Regions from separate parts of the Mus musculus genome. Here all the other regions are linked to region 3. A link is a loop called in an ENCODE intact Hi-C map of the cell type or tissue named here. Cell type or tissue: gastrocnemius. All regions are shown on one strand.

Region 1 (5,000 bases), 380 kb after region 3:
AAGGGCCTCTTTGTGAGGCTTGTCAACTCCTCCAATGAAAAGGAAGTAGAGATTGGAAACCACATTCTTCAGCAAAACGTGAATGGACACGCAGTCTCCTTGTACCAGTTCCCCGACAACATCACACTGCAGGCCAACTCCACGGTGACAGTAAGTATCTGAAACCACCAGCTGGGTGGACTGTGCACGGGAAACACTGCGAGCTGGGAACACAGTGGGCAAGGACACAATGATGTGTGACTAGTGTGAGTTAGGGGTATCGTAATGACATACAGTGACCTGGGGATGCTGTGAGCTGTAAGTAATATAGACTGGGAATACTGGGGGGCTGGAATACCAGGGATCTAGAATACTAGGGGCTGGAAATACCAGGGGCTGAGAACATCTTGACCATGTGTTGAAGATACACTGAATTGGAAATACCCTGATGTAGGAATACCAGGAGCTGAGAATGAATTGAGTCAGGAATCTCATGATCTGGGAAAACTGTGAGCTAGGAATACCAGGGTCTGAGTGATGAATACTGTGAGCTAAAAATACAGTAAGTTGGGTACACATGAACTGGGAACACCAAGATTTGACCATGATTTGAGAACATGGTGAATTGGGAATCCTGTGAGCTGCGGATGTGGTTGGCTAGTGATACCATGGGCTAGAAATACAATGAGGTAAGAATATAGCAAGCTGAGAACCCCAGGAGCTGAGAGTGCTATGAGCTGGTCAAATACAGCAAGCTGCAAATACCATGAGATGGCACCAACAGAAGCTAAGACCATCGTGAAGCGGGAATGGCCGGAGCCAGTGCTATGGTGGGTTGGAATAGCCTGAGCTGACAGTATGGTGAGTTAGGGATACTGTGCTTTCGAGATATCATGAGCTGGGACTCCCAGGAGCTGGAAATGTGGTGGATTGGAAGTACCATGATCTGGGATTGGTGTGAGTTGGGGAACAAATAATCTGTGACTGCAACATGAGTAGAGAACACTGAGAGCTGGAATTTATTAATGCATTGGGAACACTATCAGCCAGGAGTGTCAGGAGCTAGGGAAACTTTAAGCCAGGACCACAGGGCTGCCTTGAACAGAAAAACATCACAAGCAGGGAATACCGTGAGGGAACATGGTGAGCTGGGGGTAGCAGGAGCTGGGAGCACTGGGAGCTGGGAGCACTGGGAGCTGGGAGCACTGGGAGCCAGGAACACTGGGAGCCGGGAACACTGGGAGCCGTGAACGCTGGGAACTGGGAACAGTGAGCTGGGAACACTGAGAGCTGGGAGCACTAAGAGCTGGGAGCACTGGGAGCTGGAAGCACTGAGAGCTGGGATCACGGGGAGCTGGGAGCACTGGGAGCTGGGAACACTGGGAGCTGGGGACACTGAGAGAGGAGCACTATGTGCTGGGAGCACAGATGAGAGCATTGTGAACTGGGAGCACTGAGAGCTGGGAACACTGGGAGCTGGGAACACTGGGAGCCAGTAATAATGTCAGAGCTGGGTTCCTATAGGGAATGCTGCCTCTACTGTCAGCCTGTGGCTTGGCACAAGTGGCCTCGTGGATACTTGATCTTTGTACTAAATGTGATTTTGTGGTTTGTAGTGTCGTGGATGGATGCCTGTACTTTGCTCTCCACAGCTTTCTTCCGTGTAGTAAGCAATCATATTCTGGCTTGTCCTTCAAAGTGAAAATCCTAAGTCTGAAAATGGATTCTTAAAAGAGAAGTAAAGAGCTGGTCATCTCAGAGAGCAGGCACTAAGGGGGTTCTCCCTGACACCCCCCATCTGTGACCCTCTGAACCTTGATGTCTGGTCTGTAGCCATGTGCTGCAAGAGTATGTGTGTGCTTGTTTTACATGACACTGAGATAAGATCTCTACAAAATTACTTTAGAAAACCACAAAATCAAGCTACAAAAACAAGCAAAGCAAAACAAAAAACCTCAAAGGTACGACCTAGTGTTTTGAATAAGCCTACAGTGTGCATTTATATCTATCCTGGATCCGCTTGCGGACCACAAGCCAGGGCTGGGTGGTTGTTTAAACCGTGTTCGGTCACTGTTTAGCATTACATTATATTTTAAAACAACCTAGAAGCTCAGATGCCTATATAGTCCCAGGTCCTCAGGAGGCTAAAGCTGAGGCACAGAAATGATGTGAACGTAGGAATTCTAGCCAAGACCAGGCAAATGCAGGGAGAGCCTTCCCACCTTTAATGACAACGAAAACCCTATCTGTTCAGAAAGATTAATAACAATAGCACCGTCGGATGTGGCTCTGGGTGGAACCGCAGTAGCACTTGTCAGCAACAAACTGCTTTCTCTAAGGTGTGGGCAGCAGCTTCGGAAGCAAAGCCACAGCCACCAACGGACTTTGTTTGGGAGGAACAGAGCAAGTTCCGATCCAGTCCGGACTGCACGACCATCTTGTGCAAGCCCAATGGTGAGGTGAGTGTCAGAGTTTTCAACACTCGATGCTGGAGTAGCCGGCCACTGTTCCCTTCGGCCCTTGGTCCTGCTCACATTCTGCACAGCACATCTAGAGTCACCCCCAAATGCCCCCAGCTAGTGCCTCAGGCAGACCAACACCCCTCTCTCCCAGTGTGTGCCCAGCAGCAGTCAGGGTGTCCCGAGTTTCTGATCAACAGCTGTCTCCTATCCCTCCCCAGTGTGCCCCCTTCTGGCCATTTGGAGTTATGGCACCCTGAGCTTCCGAAGGCTGCAGCAGATTCAGAGTCAGGGGTGGGCTTTATTTGCGATCCTGACTGGAAGTGTGAGATAAGGAAGGTACTGCACATGGCCTTCTCTGCTCAGCTATTCATCCCAACAATGTTTCTTGGGAGTCTTGCCTTTGCCTATGCTCTAGGCTGAACTATGCACAAGGAACACAACACAAAGACTTGATCTCTGCGCCCAGGGGGGTGCACAAGCTAATGGAAGGGCTTATACTCTTAATTTGAAATAACTATCTTCTATGCGGAATAAAATGAGATACTTTAGAAATAATTTTCTGGGATTCTTTCCCCATGCTTGGCAGTCTCATGCTTTCGTTGGTATAAAACTAGCATAATTATAATTTATTCTTTAATTCTTATCCCTAGACAAATTTGCTACGCCACAAAACCATTAACACCCCCCCCCATAATATGTGGACTAGAGTATGAATTTCTTTCTTACTTCATTATACAATGATATTCGGTAACTACCTGTTGAACAGGCTAGAGTAAAATTTTAAAAGATTTTATTTTCTGTATATGTTGTAGGGTGTGTGTATGTATTATGTGGCATATGTGTGTGAGTGTTCACAGCATGGGGTTGTGTGTGTGCAGTGTATGTGTGTGTGTATGTGTCTGAGTGTGTAGAGAATGTGTGTATGTGTGCAGTGTGGGGCATATGTGTGCCTCCTGTGTGTGCATGAGAAAGAATATATGTGCGTGCATATGAGAGAGTGTGTGTGTGCAGTGTGGGGTGTATGTATGTGTGTGAATGTATGCAGTAGTATGTGTGAGAGCATGTGTGTGTGAGGATGCATGCAGTGTAGTGTGTGTGTGTATGAATGTTTATAGCATAGCATGTGTGTGAGCGTGTGTGTGTGTGTGTGTGTGTGTGTGTGTGTGTGTCCTCAGAGTAAAGAAGGGAGTTCAGAATCTCAAGAGTTGGAATTGCAGGCTGTTGTGAGCCACTCACGTGGGTGCTGGGAACCGAAGCTGAGTCGTCTGGAAGAACAGCATCCTTACCTGTTTAATCGTCTCTCCTGCCCTTTGCTGGGTTTCAGATTGGGAACTCTCTAGATTCATCTTTACTCAGCCATCCATGTCTTCGTGATTTAAACTGAATTTTATAATACTTGTATTTAAAATTGGCTAGAAAAATAAGGACATGTAATTCAAATGAATTACCCTGTCTCCTGAGACACCATCAGCAAAACCCAGGTTAAGACGGAGGGCTGGAATGTGAAATGTCAGACCACCTTCCCTGCCTGCGGAGGGCACCTCTGAAGGAGATAGGAAACTGTAGGTGGTTCCTTCCTTTTGTGCCTTCTCCACCTTGGCCTGATCACAGTTATGGAGGAGCTTGGCCAAATCTCCTGTCACCGTGAGCCACTCTGCCATTGTTTGCCCACCATCATGGCATGAAATCTCATGAAATTATGAACCAAAATCAATGCCTGCTCAGTAGTATTCATGTCCATCATTTGACTGTCCCTTCACACCTCACACCCTGCAGGCCAGTCTTGGTCCCACAGAGGCTCTCTTCCTCCCTTGACGCAGTGCATTGTTTGGCACTTGTCCTGGGTGGTTCTAGAGTCATTTGGTAAGTGGGGACTTCAGTAGAGAAAATGTGGCCATCAGATTGGCAAGTCTGTGGAGTCACTGCCTTGATAATGATTGGTGTGGGAGAGTCCAGCCCCCTGTGGGTGTGCTGATGCTGGTCATGTAAGCTTGGGTTAAATAAGAGAGCAGGCCGACAAGAGCCAGAGGGAGCGAGTCAGTAGGCGGGGTCCCTCAGCCTCTACTTCGGTTCCTGCCTCCAAGCTTATGCTGCTGGTTCCTGTCCTGACTTCCGTCTGTCCATGATGGACTGTGATCAGAGCCTGTAAGCAAATAAACCCGTCCTCCCCAAGACGTTTTTGGTTACGGTGTTTATCACAGCAACAGAGAGACCTAAAACAGCAGCAACCATGGCCAAAACCACGGACAGGGAAACCTAAGGTAGGAGAGGCTTACTTAGGCTGCAGTTTCAGGGGATCAAACCCAAAGGTTGCTTGTCCCCTCACACTTGGAGGAAAATATTGGTAGCAGAAGCTTGCAGCACTTTCCGGAAAAGGCTTGAGATAAGGCAGCCCACAGACTGGCTGGCACTGGTGAGCACAGCTAGGAAGCACTAGGTATTCTCAACAACTCACAGATAACACCATCAAATGAGTACCAGTGTTCAATGCACACAGCGATGACGACGACGACAACAGCGCCACACCGACTACAGTAGATGACCTCCTCTTCAGGCCAC
Region 2 (5,000 bases), 340 kb after region 3:
TCCCCCCTTCCCATAAAGATATCACTTTGAGACCCTCTACCCCTAAACTGTGCCAGTTAGAATGAATGATTTTCCGATTTTCTTTCAGTGTGAGTCCCAGCTGTCGCATCAAACCTCTTATGGCCAAACCCAACTCAGCCCCTTCCTGGAACTGAGCTGTGTAGACTTTATACATCTGAAGCTTCCTCCTCTGCTCCAGCTAATGAGCGGCCAAGGCCGTGGTGTCGGCCTCTGCGCCCTCTGAGCCCTTGTTCATCTCCCAGCATGTTAACCCACTGTGCATGTCCCTTTTTCCTGGACCACTTTGTGTGACCCCCTGCCCTTCATGGATGTTTCTCCCCTCAGCCCGTGACCTGCCCCCATCTGGAAGGATGTCTTCCATTAGTGGTTCTGTGTTGCCCACTAAGCTAAGTACAAATGAAGGTGGCCTCACCCTTCTTGTCCTTCCGTGTCCAGAGTCAGTGGTGACTGGCTGTTCCATGGCACACTGAGGTCATCTCAAAGCTGTGGCAAATAGAGAGTGTCACTGTGTGAGAATGAAGACATACAGAGTTAAGAAGCTGGTGACTCCATGGAGGGAAGGAACCCTGATCACCGTCTCATGTGGCGAATGATTGCTTAAAGAAAGAGATATTTAAGCCATGCCAAGAACAGAAAAGGGACTGACGACATCAATGCTTGAGTAGCTGTCTGAGGAAGATGGCTGCTTTTGTTCCATTCCATGTGGCCAAGAGAGACAGAATTTGAACAAAAAAAGTAGAAGCTACAAGAATCATTATTTGGACAAACTTAAGGGGAAAAAATGACCACACAAAGTTGGCACAAGCACTCTCCTATGGCAGGTCTCTTACCAGAGGGGACCGGTGACACGGGACAGCTTCACAGGACCATTCTCAGGCTGACTCCCCTGTGCTGTCTTCCACCACACAGTTCTTTGTGCTTCCCTGTGTAGCTCTTCCCAGTAGTGAGGCGGCAGACTCAACCTCTGCTCTTCAGCACAGCTCCTAGAGCTGTCTGTGCTTTCCTAGACTTGCGATTTATATATACATGTATATATATATATATATATATACACACACACATACACACACACACACACACACACACACATACACACATTTCCCACCTGCCCCTCTCCAAACTGCAGTTACAGGCAAATGCTGCCAGTCATCTTGGAGACCCAAATCCAGGCCTTCATGCTTACACAGCGAGCACTTTTCACCCACTGAGCAACCTCCCCAGCCTCCTTGTACATCAACTTTGAGGAACATTTTTCCCTCTTCATCTCTGACACCACAACACGGTGGCTGAGCCTCTGTCCTAGTCAGGGTCACCATTGCCGTGAGGAAGCACCATGACCAAAGCGGCTTGGGGAGGAAAGGGTTTAATTTATTCCACTTATGATTTCATACCATAGTCCACCATCAAAGGAAGTCAGGAAAGGAACTCGAACCTGGAAGCAGGAGATGATGCAGAGGCCATGGAGGGGTGCTGCTTACTGGCTTGCTTTCCATGGCTTGCTCAGCCGGTTTTTTTATAGAACTCAGGACTGCCAGCCCAGGGATGGCCCCACCCACAATGGGCTGAGCCCTCCCTCAAAATCAGTAATTAAGAGAATGCCCTACAGGCTTGCCTAGAGTCCAACTTATGGAGGCATTTTCTAAATTGAGGTTCCTTCCTCTCAGATGACATTGGCTTCTGTCAGGTTGACACATAAAATAACCCAGGACAACCTCCCTACTGTAAAGAACAGAATATATGTGCTGAGCCAGGGAAAGGCTTGTGTGCTAAAGTATAGCCTTGCAAGATCGAGGCTCTGAATTAGGTTCCCTAGAGCCTACACAGAGAGCTGGGTACTGTGTGACCAAGGCAACTCTTTAAAAGGACAACATTTAATTGGGGCTGGCTTACAGATTCGGAGATTCAGTCTATTACCATCAAGGCAGGAGTGTGGCAGTGTCCAGACAGACATGGCACTGGAGAAGAAGCTGAAAGTTCAGCATCTTGATCAGAAGGCAGCCAGGAGACCTGTCTTGTGAGTTGCTAGGAGGAGGTTCTCAAACAGTGACATACTTCAAGCCCATACCTACTCCAGCAAGGCCACAACTCCTAATAGTGCCACTCCCTGGGCCAAGCATTTTCAAACCACCACAGTGCTCTTACAATCCTAGCAAGGAGGAAAGGCTCACCAGCAAGCCAGCCAACTTAGCGTGCTCCCAGCCAGGTGTTCCTGGCTCAACAAAGCAGTAGGCTATGCTGAAGAAAAGCACCTGTGGCTGTCTGCTGGCCTGCACAGACACGGAGAACACATGCGAATAACAAACAAACAGAAGACGTTTACTAACCTGGTTTTAAAAGTTAGTTATTATTAGTGTACAAATGGTGTGTTTGCCTCCATATTGACCATGAGTTCAGGGAATTAGGCACATCAATGTCTGAATAGTTCCATAAAGAAGTTTTAATACCTGATCCTGAAAGGAAGACTTCATTTTTCAAGCATGCTTGTGATATTTCTTTGTGAGAGATCCAACAGGTGTTCCTTATAGAATTTTAAACATTAAAAGAACGACACATGTTTTGGTTTTGTGAAGTTAAATGGCATTAAGTCAGTTCTTCATAAAAATTAAAGGTTGTCTAATTGAGAATATTAAGGCAATCACCGAGCTCTGGCAAGATGTGCGAGGGAACCATCTCACTGTGGTGAGTCAGAGCACCAGCATCCGCCCCCACTCCCTTCTTCCTGCTCTTCATCAGAAAACAGAGCTCTCCCTGGGTGCGGAGTCCTGTCAGGCAAACTCTGCCAAGAGCCCAGATGTTTCTCAGCATGAGAAGATGGGCGTGTGTTCTGCTGAAATTCATTAAAGGGTCATTCAATATCTGCATACTGAAAAGGACAAACAGAGCACCTCGCACCAAAGAATAAACTGTGCCTTCGGGTTTCTCATCTGACTCCCCTTTCCTCTTCTCATCTCACTCAGTGAAGCCAGTAGGCATAGAGCCGAAACACGTGACTGTGACCCCTGGAAAAGTCCAGGGGTCTACCAGGCAGTAGACCCAGCCTTAAGGAATGGACCTTTAACCATTGACAGTTAAAAGCTGCCTCAAACTTCAGCTTGAAGGGGCCCAACACCCTTGCCTGGCCTCCATGCACACCCACGCACACACACTGAGGGGGGAGGGAGAAAGCTAAAAATATAAAAATAAATAAATAAATCTTAAGGAGTAGCGAAAGCAAGAGCACACATCCATACAAGAATGTGAGGACGGGGAGGACAGAAGGGCTGAGGTTGAGAGCGGGAGAGTAGGAGGGTGGGAAGGGGAGGACGGAGGACGTGCAGTTGGCAGGCAGAGGCAGGTCCTGAGTTCCTCAGCACCTGAGGAATTAGCAAGATCATCAGTGTCCAGTGTCATCCTCAGAGAAGGGGAGGTTGTTATGGTCTGGACCGAACAGTGCAAGAAGGAGGGCTCCTTACTCTGCAGACAAAGAAACCCTGAGAGGCAAAGATGCCACCGAGGAGCCACTGCGCACTGCTCAGTTGATGAATCGGGTGACTGTACGCCTCAGACTTCCCAGTCTCCCAATAGTAAGCTTGCATGTTCTGGAACCATACTGATTTTCTTAACTTATTAAACAAGGTAAATTTCTGCCTACAGAGAGAGGTGGGCAGACAGAATCAAATCTTCTGGCATTTTCTTATCTAACGCAGATAAAGTGAGGTGTTAAGATCTGACGGAGCATTAAGAAAAGAGTTAACTGGTTTCCAGCAAAAGCGAAACAAGAAAACTGAAAATTAAGTATTGATTTTCTTCTCATAAACTGGTGTCTTTGTATCAAAGGCATTAGTTTTGTTTTATGGGAAGACTTGGAGGCTCTCTTGGGTTTAATTTCAAGTCCATTTGCCCTGGCATGCAGGAGGTGGTTACTGCAGGCTCAGCCTTGTATGTGACACTTTCCAGTCAGGAGACCCCAGAGTAAGAGGTTATGGAATGTTTGCAAACGGATAAGCAACTGTTGCATATACATACTCTCAAATCTGGTCTGTAAACTCGGAACTGTGTGTGAATTATTCCTATCATAAGGATGTAAAGTCTCTTCAGTTCTTCCTGGGAAGTTCTGTGTGGTGTGTGTGTGTGTGTGTGTGTGTGTGTGTGTGTGTGTAGGTGTGTGTGCAGGTGTGTGCAGGTGTATGTGGGTGGAGGCAAGAGGACAACTGTACAACCTCAGCTGTCATTCCTCAGTCACCATCCACCTCGTGCATGCCGAGTTTTTGTTTTATCTTTTGAGACAGGATATGTTACTAGCATATCTTCTTAGCCATCAAATTACATTTACATTTTTTATAAATGCAAAATGAAATATATAAATAATTGAAGATGTATCTGTGGCCTTAAAATAGAATGAATAATTTTTATTATAGCTACTGTTCGGCCCAGGAGATACAACCAAACATTAGCAATGTATTGATGTCTCCATGTGTCAGTCCTGTTGCCCGCAGAGCAGCAGCTGCAACCATCCTCTGGGACTTTGTAGCCATCAGATCCCTGGATTCTTTGCACTTTCCCACTGTAGACGAACCTTGGTGTGTGTGTGTGTGTGTGTGTGTGTGTGTGTGCGTGCGCTGATGTACACGTTTCACTTTTAACTCTCCGTGAGGCATCCTCCTTCTTGGTATCCCTGGGTTATTTTCCTTGGCTTGTAGGTAACATTCGTCCATCCAGGAGTCTGCAACCGCAGTTGGCTGATTTCTGACTAGAGTACACACTGGAGGCTTTATCCTTTAGTCTGTGATCAGCTCTTAGGTCATGTCCAGAGCACAAGGATAACGATGTTACCGTAAACTTCACTGTGTGTGAACCCTGGACTTGTGTCTAGGTTGTAGATCGTCCATCCATGTTTGTAGCTCAGCTTCTTTATCTAACTCGATGCCCAGATGCACACTCCTGCCCCTGCACAGCTGAATACTGACAAACTCTTTGAGCACATGAGCTGGGCTTTAAAT
Region 3 (5,000 bases):
CACTCAATGCAAGCAGCTTGTTTTGTATGAACACTTCCTTCCTGCATGATTTTCAACAATCTTCTATAAATGTATGTGATGCAGACTTAATAGCCCTCAGGTACATTAATAACCCAAATTTCTCCTACTTTCTTTTATGAAAAAGATAACATACACAGTATCAAACTTCCTGAAAGACTTTAGAAGTCAGCACATGACAATGAGCACACCATCACAAGGGATGCTGAGACTGATAGAGCCAGATATTGTGTCAGAAGAAGGGCACTGCAAAGAAGCAATGGAGTGGAAACTTCATCTAGACGGTTTCCACATATAAAATGTCCAAGTATCCTAAAACTATTGGTCACTCTTTTCCCATGACATGAGAAGGCTCCATCACAAATTTCCCAAGGCTGCTCACACAGGAGCAAGGTATTTAAATTAAACACAGAAAGATGTCTCACTAAAAACCACTTGCATGTGATTACACACACGAGGCCCATAATAGAGGAAGGCACGTAAGGCAGGTGAAGGTCCCAAAGCACATGCCCAGGGTTTCTCGACATTGCTGAGTAAGAATGCTTCAAGAAGTCGGAAACCTTTTGAACGCAGGCTTGCGGCTGCTGCTGAAGTGAAGTACTCTGTACTTACTGAAGTTTTCCCAGATCTGACCTCTCATTCCCACTGGGTAGGCACCTGCAGGCTGTCTTTTAGTTTACAACACCTCTGACCATCCTTCCTGGCAACAACAAGGTTCTAAATTGCATTACCTGTACATAACTATAGCTGCTGTTGCCTCTGCAATGTATCTGACACTGCCGCTCTCTCATCCTGGCACCTTACAGATCACTTCTGTAGCACTGAACCTTAATACAGACACTCGTAGGAGCTGGAGACATGGCTCCATGGTTAAGGGTACTTGCTGCTCTTCAGAGAATCCTTTGGTTCCCAGCACCCATGCGCTGTGTCTCACACTGCCTCTAACTCCAGTAGCAGAAGACTGGCGCCCCTTCTGGCGGCACTGGAAACTGCAGTCTCTCTCTTTAGGTTACAAAAGGGCACTGAAATACTGTATTTCTACAAAACACTATTAAAATACTGAAAACACACTTAGGAAGTTACTATGTCTTAGGTATCAGAGGAGTGGCTAATGGTCCAGTAACATAGTAAGTATGTCCTGGCATCTGGGATGACCACCTTTTTGTGGTATTATGGGTTGTATTTTATAATACACAGCTGATCCTGATAACCACCCATGCTTCATGAGGAGGAAATGCATTCTTGAGGTTTTGTTCCAGGCTCAACTCCAGAGCTACTTACCTACTGGAACTGAATTTTAGAGAAAATTCAAATTCAGAATCACCACTAGCTTTTAAAAGAAATATTTCTCACTCAAATGATGCTTTTCTATTGCAAGCAGCTACCATGGGAGTTTCTGTTTCTCAATGACAGCCTGGAATTTTGCGATGGGGTCAGTACTGTTCCATGAGAGTTGCAGTCTGCACAGACAATCTGTGTGTGAAAAACACCCAATGCTGTATCTTACCTAGACAGGTAAATTTTAAAAGCCAGTTCCTGAACCCTGCTAGAGCTTTCTTAAAACAGAAATAAAGTGTAAGCATGTGGGCCCTGAGTCCCCCTCTAGGACTGTGAAATGGAAACAATGTGGATATATATTTCCACAGAAATGTCTTAGACCCCATGGCTTTTAATCAAAGATGTTTTTCTCATCTTTTGAATAAGACAATCTTTTAATCACAGGGAAAAACTAAGAATGATTTTAACATTAAGTATAAACCACCCATACCACTGACCTTCATTCTCACAAAAGGATGAGCCATTCACACATTCTATAGGATAATCTGTAACCCACAGGCAATGCTGCCCTTTACTTTGTTGCTACTTGAATTTATTTTCATCTCTGTTTTCAGCAGTCTGGGCCTCCTTGTAAGTTACTAACACCGCTCATTTAAAAAGTGAGCCACAAGAAATTAGACATTGAAAGACTGATGTGAGCCCACAACTGCCAGACAACCAGGCTGCATTAATGGCACACCAACCAAGCTGAGGATGCCGCCCGGTACCTGCCAGACAGCTGGGGCAGACAGGCTGCAGCTAGAGTATGAATCAGACAGTGTAGCTCTCTAGTCAACAGGTAAAACAAACAAACCAACAAACATGTTAAGTTATTGAGGTTTAAGGATTTATCACTAAACAGGAGTGCCAGCTGAATACTACCTGGGGTCTGGAGTTAAGGCTGACTATGCATGCAGGGCATGTGTGGTAGTAACAAGAGATACAGCCGGTAAACATGTAGCCAGAGACATTCACGGATGTGGAATGTGTGCCTGACACAGTCTGAAGTGAGGGGACATTAAGCAGAGGTGACCTGAGCTTTTTTGTTACTTTGGGGCTTATGGTTTTAGCCACCAGAGGTCACTCTTCCCTATTAGAAAGATGCAAGACAACACTGGCAAGGCTCTCCCAGCCGCTGGTTAGAGGAATGAAAGATGTGAGGGTAGATCTCCCCACCCCTTACCGCAGGCAGCAGAGAGCAGAAGACAGGAACCAGCACCAGAGACTAACAGACTTAAGTCCATCACTGAGGGCAGAGGAGAGGCTGTGGAATACTTTCCTGGCAATAGAGATCTGTGGAATAGCTGCCAAGCTAGTAAGATGTAAGGCAGAGTTGGAAGGGCTATCCAGAGTTCTTACTGTATAAATATGGCCACTCCCAGGCATTCCTCAGCTAAAGACTGCAGTGATGTTTAATATTGCTTCATAGAAGTGTAAAGTAGCCAGGGCTGCTTCAGGGCTCCACATATATGAAACCAAATAGAAGGAAGAGCCTGCACTGGTGGGCACTGGTGGGCACTGGTGGGCACTGGTGGGCACTGGTGGTGTGATTCAGAGCACAGGAGTGTGGGATGTAAGCTGAGACAATTCACATTTCTGAAAGCAGCCTGAGTTGAATAGCTAAACCCCATCTCAAAACCAAACCAAAGCAAAACAAAAGCCAGCTTAGTCTATCACTGCGCCTTCAGCCAAATATCCCACCCATCTTACGAAGGGTGAGACAAGTCTACTGCACTGTTTCAGGGGAGGCCTAGATCTGGCTGCAAGCAGGAAGCTCAAGGACGATCTACAGTGCTTCTCGATGACAAGGAACAATTCAGGAAAGACGCCTTGGTTAGCAAGGGGTTTAACCCTGACAACAGTTCCTTGTTTCACCACAAAAACATAAAGAAGGAGTGTGATAGAGAGCGAGCCGTTTCTTCATGAAGCCCTGTTTGGAGTATTGTATCCGGGACATTGACAAGGGTATTGCACATCAGTGTAACCTTGGATTCCTAAAACAACTTCCTCTACTGCAAAAGTAAAGTATGTTCACTGAAAACATCCAGAAAGTAGGAGAGGCTTTGAGGAAATAAAATCATTGCTGACTTGGGGAATGGAGCAGAGTGCAGCACGAACACTTTAAACACACAATTCCCATTGACAGTTCTGCCTCATAATTTATCTCCATCTCTCCTCAGATAACACAGCTGACAGTGTCACCAAGAACTGTGTGCTGCAGGCTGTGCCTCCTGTGTGCCCTTCCCTCACGTTTCCTGAAGTATCTTCCTCTTGGGATGACCCCACAGCATCAATGTTCTGGCCTCTCCTCTGTGCTCTCCTGTCCTGACTGCTCATCCCTCCTCCTATGCCTTCTCCCATCTGTCTGGTCCTCCCCAGCCTCCACTTGAGGATGCTCCCTCAAGGGTTAAGCATGTCTACAGAATCGCCAGGTCTACTTGCCTCTGTCCTTCCTTCTGGTGGCTTCCACTACTAGGGATGTGGTCGCTGATAGGGATGTGGCTGATAAACCTTAATTGATGTACAATAGGTCCTTGATAAAAGTTAGATTTATACTAATGATTAATGGCTTATAAATCTGATTTCCAGGAAGTTCTCTGCTCCAAGGCCGTCAGAACCCTCAGCAGCAGCCTCTTATCTGTGAAGGTCTGAACTCCTAACTGGCAAGTTAGTCATTTAAGTGGGCTTAAGCTGTGAATCCTAAAAACATAACCGATGTTTGTTCGTGTCCCAGGATCCTCCTCGGGGGCCTGCAGCCCTTCAGTCTTTCTTGCTTAAAGTGTAGCGCAGTGAATTGTCCGCATTATCTAGTTTGTTCCTCAGGTTCACTAACATTTCATTTAATCAGCATAAGTTGATTGTGTAACAATTACCACAATCAGTTTGGGACTGTCCTCATTCCCTGGTCCCCAAAGCCTCAAACCTATGAGTGCCCTCTTGCCACTTGCCATGACAGCCCTAGACGAGGCTTTGCGAAGATGAAAATAGCCATAACCTGCTGAATTTGGGGGCAGTGGGGTGAAGCAGGGGCTGAAACATTTTAAAACATACAACTTGATTCATGGCTCAACCTCTTTATGTTGTAATTTATCTCCGTCTTAGCAATAATGGCTCACAGTGCTGCACTGCCTCCTGTGTCATAAGGGCCATCCGGATGGAAACGGATCTAGCAGCATGTGCTTTCCGTGACCAGCTTCTGTGACTTAGCACAACACTTGCCATGTTCATCTGTGCTACGACACATAGAAAACCTGTTGCCATTCACCACTAAGTGTTCCACGCTGGCACTGTGTGGCTGTCAGGAGCACCTCTGTGCAGTTTTACATGGGACTGTGTGCTGCACTTGGACACACAGTCAGGAGCACCGCAGGGCCTTACACTCCCACACTGAGGAACTGTCAGACTGGTTTTCAAAGTGGCTGAGTCACTTCTATGTGGGTATCAGTGGTGATGATGGTTTTCATTAGTTTATCGTTGTATCATAGTGTCTGCTCTTGTTTTTTGTTTGTTTGTTTGTTTTTTGTTTTTCAAGACAGGGTTTCTCTGTGTAGTCCTGGCTGTCCTGGAACTCACTCTGTAGACCAGGCTGGCCTAGAACTCAGAAATCCACCTGCCTCTGCCTCCCAAGTGCTGGGATTAAAGGTGTGGGCCACCACTGCCTTGCT
Region 4 (5,000 bases), 350 kb after region 3:
GCATGCATGTGTGTACATGTGTATGTGTGCGTGCACTCCCATATGTGTGCATGTAATTGAAGTTCTTTTCCCTCAGTTGCTCAGAAGTCAATCCCTAGGATCATTTTGTCTTGTCTCTTTCTCTCCCACTTCACTTAAGTCTACCAACATTCTGCAGGCCTCCTTTCCGACTCTAGCCAGAGCCCAGCCACATCTGGTCACCTCCTTGGCTGCCAGCCTGTGGTGCCAGCATCTCTTCCTGTACAATGGCAAATGTCTCCCTGATTCTTGCTCTTTGAGATTATTTTCAGTACAAAGACAGAGAGTCCTCTTTAAACAGAAGACAGAGCCTGCCACTCCTCAGACACACCCCGATAATCTTGTCCTCGTTCCGAGAGGAGGTTGATTCCTCCTGGACAGATACGGCCTGGAATGCTCCCCTCCTCGTCTCCTGTCAGCAGTCAGTGCACTCTCCCCACCCCCACGGCCCAGCATGGTGGCCCCATGACCCACCACGGGTCACCACACCCACCTTGGACCTCCATGGACTGTTCTATCTTCCAGCACATGTCAGAGTGCCAGCCCAGGTACAAGTTAGTAAGAACCCAACACTGCCACTGAATCAATAGGAATGAGAAAGATGCTGAGCTCATTGTATGGTCAACATGAGACAGGACTCAACAATGCTGAAGCTAGAAAATTAAGAAAAAGATAAAAATCTGTGTCCTTATAAGAACTAAAGATTTTAAAAGGAACTATTTGAGCTGGGCAGTGGTGGTGCATACCTTTGATCCCAGCACTTGGGAGGCAGAGGCAAGTGGATCTCTGTGAGTTCGAGGCTAACCTGGTCTACAGTGCAAGTTCCAGGACAGCCAGGGCTGCACAGAGAAACCCTGTATCAAAAAAAAGGGGGGGGGCATTATTTCCTTATACCATTTAATAATTATATAGCAGAATTACTTTATATCACTGTACACTTAGCATTTTGAGGCTGGAGAGATTGCTTAGCTGTTAAGAGTGATCACTGGTCTTACAGAAGTCCTAAGTTTGAGTCCCAGGATATACCGCAGGTGGCTCACAACTGCCAGTAACTCCAGCTTAAGGGGTCTGTGGCACTTGTTGCCTCTGGACTCCCCAGGCACATACACTCAGTGTGCACATATCCATGTATACCACACATGGAGACACACACATGTACACACATACAACACACACACAAGAACACACACTTAATAAAATGGATCTTTTTAAAGTCAGCATTTCAAACCGAGTCTCACTTTAAAATTCTATGGTTACAGGTCCTCTGAATGTGATTAAGTACATTAAATACAGTTGTTGTCCATACAAATGTACTTGCAGCATACAGACATGGGGGATTATTTCAATATCACATTTGGGTTGCTGTGTTTTTGATGTCAGAAAGATCCATCCCTGAGGCGTATTGGGGAGAAAGCGCTGAGGCAGAGTGAGGACCCGCCTCAGTGAGCTGAGTTCAGGTGCTTCGCTCTGGTTCACACCTATTTCCTAGTAGTCAGTAAGAATACTCACCGTTACGGAGCCCACGTGTCTCCTAGCTTCTTTATTGAGTTCTGTGAAAGACAGTCATCTTCAGTTGATTTCCCTTGCATGGAGTCTGTTCATGATCAAGTGTGAAAACGACAGCTGAGCGAATCGACGAACTATAAAATAGACTCTGAAGCCAGCCGTGCACGTAGTGTTGACCCGGCCTGTTGACTCTCGCCAGCAGGGGGAACACGGAGCTGCAGGGAACACGAAGCAGACACCACTGACTTGGAGGAAGAGGGGAAGAAACACAAGGTCTCACCTGGAATCTTCAGACCACAGGCATCCTAGTTACCATAGAGCCTCCCTGTTCCTTCATAAGGGAGCACTTCATCCTTGCTGTCTGACATCTGTCATTTTACAGGGCAACAGATAAGACAGAGACAACAGAAGATGTCGTGTGGGGATAAAATAAATCAGTGGATAAGGTACAAGTCATGGAAGCATCCCAGGTCTTCAGCATTCACAGAAAACATAAAAGCCGGGTGCCGTAGCTCCCTCCTGTGGGCAACAGAATTTAGAGGCAAGCAACAGGTAGATCAGGGAAGCTCACTGGCCAACCTGTCTTGCCAAAATGGCAAGGTTTAGGCTAAGTGAGAGACCTCATCCAAGGCAGAAAGGGATAGAGGAAGATATCTAGTGTTGACATTTGGCTTCCACGGTGCCCTTATGGGTAAGCATGCCCAGTCGCGGGCGAGTGTGTGCACACACACACACACACACATACACACACACACACACACACACACATACACACACATACACACACACACACATACACACACACACACACATACACACACACACACACACACACACACACACACACAGAGAGAGAGAGAGAGAGAGAGAATTTAAAGTTTAAAAAAAAGTATTTTCCTAACCTACAGTTAGCCCTTTATAATTCTATTCATTTTTACTGCTCTCTGAACAAGCCTTCAAATTTGAACTTGTTGCTACATTTTTATGCACCAGAATGATATATTTCAAACTTGGAACATTTTTTTCTGACTGAGAAATCTTTACACTTTAGGGTTGCTTAATGTATCCAGGAATCTGACAGTAGCTTGTGTCAACGTGACAAAGAACTGTCCTGCAAACCTGCTGTGGCTAGACAACAGGGCTCTGAAGAGTAACAGCTTGTCATGATGAAGCCCTCCAGCCAGGTCAGAAAGCACGGAAGACACACTGGCAGTTTTCCTTTAGTCTCTGGGCATCAGAGAAGTCCTTGAACGATTCCGTCGCTTTGGATCCCTCTGCTGGCTGCATTGTGGCACATGCCCTGGGGTGGGAAAGACTCTGAGGCTGCTTATGGGGTCAGGAGGAAAGAACTAAGTGCCTGCAAGGGCAGTGTCACAAAGAGAAAAATCAAAGCACTGTTCGGAGTACACACATAGCTGGTTGAAATCATGAAGGAGGAGAAGAAAGACTCAAAGCAGAGTGCAAAGCTCTTGGCTTGAGAAGTCTGGTTGGTTCCTACTGAGTGAGCAGACAGAGACAGCGTCCTCGGGATGTTTGGAAAGTGAGGTAATGAAATTGGTTTGAGGCACAGCCCATCATGCAGAACACCCAGATGGAGAAGTCAAATGGACACGTGGAAATACTTAAGATGACTAAGAGAACATAGCCTGTGTAGTTAGATCACTGGATATCGTGTGTGTGTGTGTGTGTGTGTGTGTGTGTGTGTGTGTGTGTGTGCGCGCGCGCGTGCGCGTGCGAACTCATGTGTGTGCACACTTGATAGTTTGTGTGTGTCTGCATGCAATCTGTGCACTTGACAGAAAAGCCACAGCCCAGGGAGAAATGTTCTGCAATGAAAACCAGGCCTGTGTGAGTGCTGGTCTGGACTTAGGGCTCCTCCTCATCAGCTTCATGTTTGCTCAAAGAACAAAACGAGGAGGCCAAGCAGGTCTTCCCACATTACAGCAATGGAATTAAAGTGTTACTGTCCAACTGAATCTATAGACCACACATTTTATAAGTGACGAGATGTGTTCAAAGACTGAGGCTGTCTTATATGGACTTAGATGTACTGGACTATGTACCAGCAAGAGGAAAGCACGTCTGACATTTCTCTGGAGACGTAGTTTGCAGTTATGAAGCCCGTGGTCATGTGGTAGTTGCATAGCAGGAAGCACATATAGTTACCTAACTCCAGCACAGACTTGGATACTGGCAACGAGGGACAATTGTCAAAAAGAAACAGGCCGTCAGAGTCTGAATCAGTGTTAGTCTCAACCTGTGGCATTGGATCTTCACACAGTGAGAGGCCCTGTGACCCTGTGACATACAACCCCAAACTTACATGGGTCTGCATTAAACCGAGTCACATGCAAGTGAAATAGATTGTAGCAGCAGCAGTTAAGTATTACACAGCCCCCTTATTAGCACAGCTCTGCACTAACATGCATATTTGGTACCTTTGGTACCTTAAGATCAGGGTCTAAAGTCACACTCAACATGACTTCTATTTTCACTTGGTGGCCTGGTCCTGACCAGGATTCCTGGAGACTGGAGAGGATGAGCACGTCATCCATCAGCTCACTTGGCCACACTCGTACCTCCCGGTGTCCCTTCCTTTAGGAATGTGGAGCTGCTGCTATCTCTGCCCGATGGTCACCACTGTCCTCTGCACACCTGACACCTGCCCTCTGCACATCTCCATACCTGCCCTCTGCACAGCCCTCACACCTGCCCTCTGCACAGCCCTCACACCTGCCCTCTGCACACCCCTCACACCTGCCCTCTGCACAGCCCTCACACCTGCCCTCTGCACACCCCTCACACCTGCCCTCTGCACAGCCCTCACACCTGCCCTCTGCACACCCCTCACACCTGCCCTCTGCACACCCCTCACACCTGCCCTCTGCACACCCCTCACACCTGCCCTCTGCACACCCCTCACACCTGCCCTCTGCACACCCCTCACACTGCCCTCTGCACACCTCCACACCTGCCCTCTGCACACCCCTCACACCTGCCCTCTGACACCTTTATCACACCTGCCCTCTGCACACCTCCACACCTGCCCTCTGCACAGCCCTCACACCTGCCCTCTGCACACCTCTCACACCTGCCCTCTGCACACCCCTCACACCTGCCCTCTGCACACCTTTATCACACCTGCCCTCTGCACAGCCCTCACACCTGCCCTCTGCACACCTCTCACACCTGCCCTCTGCACACCCCTCACACCTGCCCTCTGCACAACCCTCACACCTGCCCTCTGCACACCTCTCACACCTGCCCTCTGCACAGCCCTCACACCTGCCCTCTGCACAGCCCTCACACCTGCCCTCTGCACACCCCTCACACCTGCCCTCTGCACAGCCTTCACACCTGCCCTCTGCACACCCCTCACCTGCCCTCTACACACCTGTATCATCCAACCCCCACTCTGGTGTCACTTATTCTTCCATTTAGGGTAATATCACAGTCTCAGTCGTGTCAAGCCACTT
Region 5 (5,000 bases), 45 kb after region 3:
TAGAGTATCACAAGAGCAACACTAGTTAAAAGTGTCTCATTAGCATGCGTTTTCCACAGACCAAAAATGCATTGTTTTTACCTGATACTTAAAGGCTGTTCCAGATCATCCACAAAATTAGAACACAGAAGGGCTAGTTTGGCTTTTCTGACACAAAACACAAATATCACAGAGCATAAATGTCCTGGGTGTGCCGATCGGTGCCTGAGTGCTTTAATCCCAGCACTCAGTAGGCAGAAGCAGGCAGATCTCTGTGAGTTTGAAGACAGACTGCTCTATGCAGTTTCAAACGAGGGTATACATGAAAAGTGGATACTACACCACTTTCTCTACTGAGCACAGCTACGTACACTAGGACCTGGAGAGTAAAGCAGGCACTACTGCCCACAAGGGATGGAGAAAACAATAAAATACAGTATAATTATAAATTTTGACAGATTAAGAATGACTGTCATTGTGGAAGAAGTAAGATGGGTCTAACGGATGTGAAAACAGTGGACAGAGAAGACTTCCATAAGGAAGCATACTGGAGCTAGTCCTCAAAAGATGAGGAATTACTCAGGAGCTGGGAAAATGGCCCTGAGGCCAGGCTGCTGGGGAACTGACCTGTATTCTGGGAGATGTGGGTGAGGGGCTGGGGCCTCAAGAAACAGCACAAGAAGGCCTGCTGAGGATTCTATACCATACTCCAAGGATTCTTGGGAATCTTGAAGGCCTGAAGAAGAAATGGCTTTCTTTTTCAGGCTATTGTCAAGAAAACAAGCAGGAAGGGGCAAAGGAGACCGGCAAACTTAAGAGAGGTCAGAGTGGCTTGAACTAAAGGACAACATGGCAGAGCCTGAAAATCAAACAGGTTTGAGAGCTACTTTGCTGGAAAGATAGCCAGTACTTTGTGGTCAACTGTTTCTGAGAGCTGATGGACAGAAGAGAGTGCAGAGTAAGCAAGACACTTTGTTTGGATAGATGCGTTCGGAAAAGGCAAGGAAGAGTTTGCAAGTCTGGATGGCACAGACAAAGTTCCGGAGAAATGGGAGATGCTGCCATTGTAGACGAAGATGTGCCAGGCACGCCTGAGGTGCCTGTCCATCATAGCTTTCCTGATAACAGTAGTATCCCCATCTTAAAGGCAGTGAATTTAGATCACAAAGCTAGAGAAACGGGGACCATTCTTGGCTCCCTGGATGCTGACAAGTCTGGCTAGCTGCTAGGAGGCATCCCTCCCAAGTCTATAGAACACTAGGAACTACTTCTACATTAGGATATTTAGGACTGAAACAAAGTAACAGCCAAGAAGAGCCAGTAGTTGATACATTGCTCTTTAATTCAAATCCTGTATTTATAATTTCTAATGTTTCCTATCCACACCTCAACCCTATTCCACCTCCACCTAGAATGAACTTGGCCAAGTTTTGAACACTTGCAAATTTTTCTGGGACTTCAACATTTTATAAATGGACAAAGCCGGACTGCCAAAATTAACTCCAACAAAAAGAGCAATGATACCCTGCAGTAAACAATAGTTTTACTCCCAAATTCTATGAAACAACAGAAAGTCCAATAAGAAACAGGAAACCTTTTCTTAAGAAATTAACCATTTCTCAGAAAGCAAGGCACTCAGGTCAAGCACTAACATATGCCACCAAATACAAAGGCTATAAAAGTGAGCACGGAGGATTAGGATTTTAAAAGTCATAAGCTTTAAAACTCTAAAGACAAAAATGCAAAGAAAAGCAACACAACAACCCTGTATGATGCTAAATCTACAATTTCCAAACAGCTCTAAAAAAAAAAAAAATGCAGAATTCAGGTAGTGTGACCCCAGGAATGGCATGGGCACCTTCGGAACTGAGTCTCTCCAGGACACTGACACTAACTGAAAACCTTTCCTATCTGCACAGTCAGCCCCGTGACTTGGCTCCCTCTAGGGGCTCTCTGCTGTCCCCCAAAGCTCCTGTAGCCCAGAAACAGGGCTTGATGGCAAAGATCTCAGTCCATTATGGCCAATTGAGCCCGGTACGGAAAGTACCATCTTGAGACTCTTCAAGGGAGGGGTGACTGATTGGGAGGATTTTTAGAAAAGATTTAATTACCTACACTGCAAATTACACTGTGTTGAATCTGATCCTCCAGTAGAAGAATCATCAAAGCGTGTCCAGTCTTCTTAAATGGAGTATTGGCCGTGTGTACTTTTGAGGTTTAGGGGTAGCTCCCCATGGAAATATATACGATCACAAGAACCATTAACATGACCACTAGAGGATAAAGCACAAACCACTTCCCAAACTGCTAGCGCAGTTGTCCGGAGCCCTGATTCCTGGGTTTATCAGCACCCCACCCCCACCCCCACCCTGCAGTGGGCTGACATTCCCGATTGCCTCCAGCAAAGAACAGGTTTTTGGGTTTAAAAAACAAAACAGGAAAGGTGCCGGTTTTCTGTGCCTCCAAGGTACGATCACAACCCCTGGCAACCACAGATTAAAGACTTTTAAAGAAGAAAGAAAAACTACCTACACCCCCACACACATACACATACACACACACACACACACACACATACACATCCCAAAACTGGGCAGAAACGCAGAGATCACCACATATTTAATATACTTCCCTGGGACAAAACGTGTCTCATGAAAAATGGCTGAGCACCAATCTACAGTTAGGTATCTAAGTGTTCGTCCCTGCTGTCAGCGGGTTGGAGGGATTTTTTTTTTTTTTCTCCTTAACGCAAGGCTTTGATGTGTTGGCAGAGCTGACCTGACAAGCTGGAGTAGGCTAGGAAACGTGTCCTGCATATTTCCTTCTGTGCCTCCAAAGATTAGGACCAGAACTGACTGCGATTAAACCCTACCTAGGATCCAAGGGCTTGAGCCCTTGATGCTGTTCGATGCTGGGAAAGTAGTGGTTCCGCAACCCCGGGCAGCTCGGCGATGCTGAAATGAGCAACCCAGCCCCTAGCTGGTCTCCGCCGCCCACCACCGGGCCGCAGCGGCCTCGCACGCCAAGCCCCCGACCCTTAAAGTTGAGCCTCCTATGATTGCCCTCTGCAAGTTTCCAGGGTGCAGGACGCAGCCAACTTTGCAAGCCGCCTCTGGGCGACTCGCTTCCCCGGAGGGGCTGGCCACCGGGGAGGCAGGGCGGCTACGGTTCAGACAAAATGCAGAAGCCTTCCAACCGCCACTTTTCCTTTTCCAGAGGGGAAGCTCTCCCTCCAGGCGAGCATCCGATTTCCATCTGGAGAGGGAGAGGGCCGACCGCGCATTCCCCTCGCCCACAAAAGTGGCCTCTAAAGTCGCTCGCCAAGGACACCGGGAAGGAGGCGACCCCGGGCAGGGCCAACTTTCGGGAGGCGAGGTGAGGGCGCGAGGGTGACAGCGGCGCCGCGGGGGGCGCGGGCCGGGAAAGTTGTACTTACTGCGCTCGCAGCCCGTCCTCGTAGTCCCGGTGCACGGCCCTCGGCGGAGGCCCGGCCCGCCCAGGCTGAGGCGGCGGCTGAGACGGCCGCGGCCGGCGGCGGCGGAGGGCGAGCGGCGGGCCGGGGCTGAGGAGGCCGGGCCGCAGGGCGGCGCGCGGAGGGCTGAGCCGGCAGAGAGACGCGCGGGGAGGGCGCACGCCGGCCTGGCCCGGCAGGGAGGGCGGTGCGCAGCGGCGCAGAGGAGGAAGGGCGGAGGAAGGAGGGCGGGACCGATAGGGCCGCGGAGCCCCGCACAGGGGCGGGATGAGGGCCGCCGCGAGAGCGAGCCAGCCGGGGAGGCCGCGCCGGGGCAGGGAGGACGAGGTCTGGGAAGTGTGGTGGGGGGCCGAGGAGGCGGGGCGGAGGGCCTGGGCGGGTGGGGCGGAGGCCGAGGAGGCGGGGCCAAGGGCCAGGGAGGGAGGGGCGGAGGGCCAAAGAGGCAGGGCGAACGGCCCGGGAGGGCGGAGCGGAGGCCTAGGAGGCGGAGCCAAGGGCCAGGGAGGGAGGGGCGGAGGGCCGAGGAGGCGGGGCCGAGGGCCGTGATTGCAGGTGGGCAAGGGAGAGCAGGGTGCAGAGCTGGAGAGAGCTGGATGCAGGGCTGAGAGGGGGGCGGGCCGAGGGCCAGGGAGGAGGGCCAAGAGCCAGAGGCTCCGCCCCTTTTCTGGTCGCGGCGCTGGAGAGAGGAGCAGTGTTATACCCCTCACCAGCTCGGGTTACAGCGGCGGCCCCGCCTGCAGACAAGGTTCGGGACAGCGCGGTGCGGCTTTGTGGGAGGCGCTGAGGCCGGTGGGCCGGAGCCTGGCTGAGGTTAAACATTTCCTCCAGTCGCTCGCAGGCTTGGGGTCGCCAGGCCAGTGAGACCTTGCAGCTGACCGCTCTGCGTCTGCTGACAGGAAAGAAGGGAGAAACGGCCCAGCCTTTCCAAGGACTGGTTTGAATGGCTTTTCCTGTAGAATAACTGTGAATTGATGTCCACCGCAGCAACCAGTGATGACCGTTGCAAGTGAGGAGAGATTAAAAAAAAAAAAAAATGAAGTGAATGAATCGAATGTAACAAAGGTTTTAAAAGAGTTGGGATCACTGGAAAGAGGATTGTCACAAGTTCGAGGTCAGTATATGTTACCCTAGCAACAAGCAGTATCAGACCTCAAAGAGTGAATCATATATTATTACACACACACACACACACAGAGAGAGAGAGAGAGAGAGAGAGAGAGAGAGAGAGAGAGAGAGAGGCAGGAATTTTGCCAGAAATTCAAGAACAGCCTGGGCTACATTCTTTGGTTCCAGGGCATCCTGGGCTACAGAATGGGACTGTCAAAAAAGAGAAAGAAGTCTAAGTCGAGCATTCTCCAAGGCATAGTTTGGATTGCTTTTCCTGAGTAGCTGTGATTCAGCAACAGCACCCCCACCTCCCTGAGCAGCAGGCCATGATAGAGGCAACAGACAACGAGGGGAAAAAAGGCAAATGAATCAGAGGTGAGTAACAAAAGTTTAGAAAGAACTGGGCTCAGATTCAAAAAATGCACCCACACACCTTTAAAAA

What was found. Hi-C counts contacts between places; a loop is a spot of excess contacts. Peaks named below come from ENCODE experiments on the same cell type or tissue, not always from the same donor. Only the 100,000 strongest peaks of a DNase experiment are listed, where the experiment ranks them.
Region 1: a loop joins it to region 3, with 4 times the contacts of the local background. A loop is called at or near these places in 12 of 42 quality-filtered maps.
Region 2: a loop joins it to region 3, with 2.7 times the contacts of the local background. A loop is called at or near these places in 12 of 42 quality-filtered maps.
Region 4: a loop joins it to region 3, with 4 times the contacts of the local background. A loop is called at or near these places in 12 of 42 quality-filtered maps.
Region 5: a loop joins it to region 3, with 2.1 times the contacts of the local background. A loop is called at or near these places in 12 of 42 quality-filtered maps.

Annotation. Positions count from the first base shown.
Region 1 is chr6:145,414,838-145,419,837 of GRCm38, reverse strand. Lmntd1 (lamin tail domain containing 1) reads left to right here. Exons shown (of 10, transcript NM_028742.2): 6 at 1-150; 7 at 2,319-2,438. Among named protein-coding and RNA genes, the nearest start is that of Lmntd1, 18 kb to the left of the region's middle. In gastrocnemius, a CTCF peak has its summit at 2,683 (motif pointing left); a DNase peak (open chromatin) is centred at 2,661.
Region 2 is chr6:145,449,007-145,454,006 of GRCm38, reverse strand. It overlaps Gm15499 (a long non-coding RNA gene), which reads right to left. Exons shown (of 3, transcript XR_378154.3): 2 at 434-504. Gm38475 (a long non-coding RNA gene) reads left to right here. Exons shown (of 3, transcript XR_378153.2): 3 at 89-662. It also overlaps a transcript of Lmntd1 not described here. Among named protein-coding and RNA genes, the nearest start is that of Gm15499, 8.6 kb to the right of the region's middle. In gastrocnemius, no CTCF peak of the experiment used is centred here; a DNase peak (open chromatin) is centred at 2,799; H3K27ac peaks cover 692 bases.
Region 3 is chr6:145,790,876-145,795,875 of GRCm38, reverse strand. The region is part of intron 1 of Rassf8 (Ras association (RalGDS/AF-6) domain family (N-terminal) member 8); the gene reads right to left. Among named protein-coding and RNA genes, the nearest start is that of Gm15704, 45 kb to the right of the region's middle. In gastrocnemius, CTCF peaks have their summits at 991 and 2,395 (motif pointing right); DNase peaks (open chromatin) are centred at 987 and 2,434; H3K27ac peaks cover 1,165 bases.
Region 4 is chr6:145,439,706-145,444,705 of GRCm38, reverse strand. It overlaps Gm15499 (a long non-coding RNA gene), which reads right to left and starts at 1,836. Exons shown (of 3, transcript XR_378154.3): 1 at 1,528-1,836. It also overlaps a transcript of Lmntd1 not described here. In gastrocnemius, CTCF peaks have their summits at 1,700 (motif pointing right) and 2,804 (motif pointing left); DNase peaks (open chromatin) are centred at 1,728, 2,063 and 2,781; H3K27ac peaks cover 1,064 bases.
Region 5 is chr6:145,745,382-145,750,381 of GRCm38, reverse strand. Rassf8 (Ras association (RalGDS/AF-6) domain family (N-terminal) member 8) reads right to left here and starts at 3,595. Exons shown (of 5, transcript NM_027760.3): 1 at 3,416-3,595. Gm15704 (a long non-coding RNA gene) reads left to right here and starts at 2,008. Exons shown (of 4, transcript XR_869590.3): 1 at 2,008-3,354; 2 at 4,348-4,562; 3 at 4,745-4,933. In gastrocnemius, CTCF peaks have their summits at 1,929 (motif pointing left) and 3,594; DNase peaks (open chromatin) are centred at 2,347, 2,607, 3,094, 3,876 and 1 more place; H3K4me3 peaks cover 2,957 bases; H3K27ac peaks cover 3,473 bases.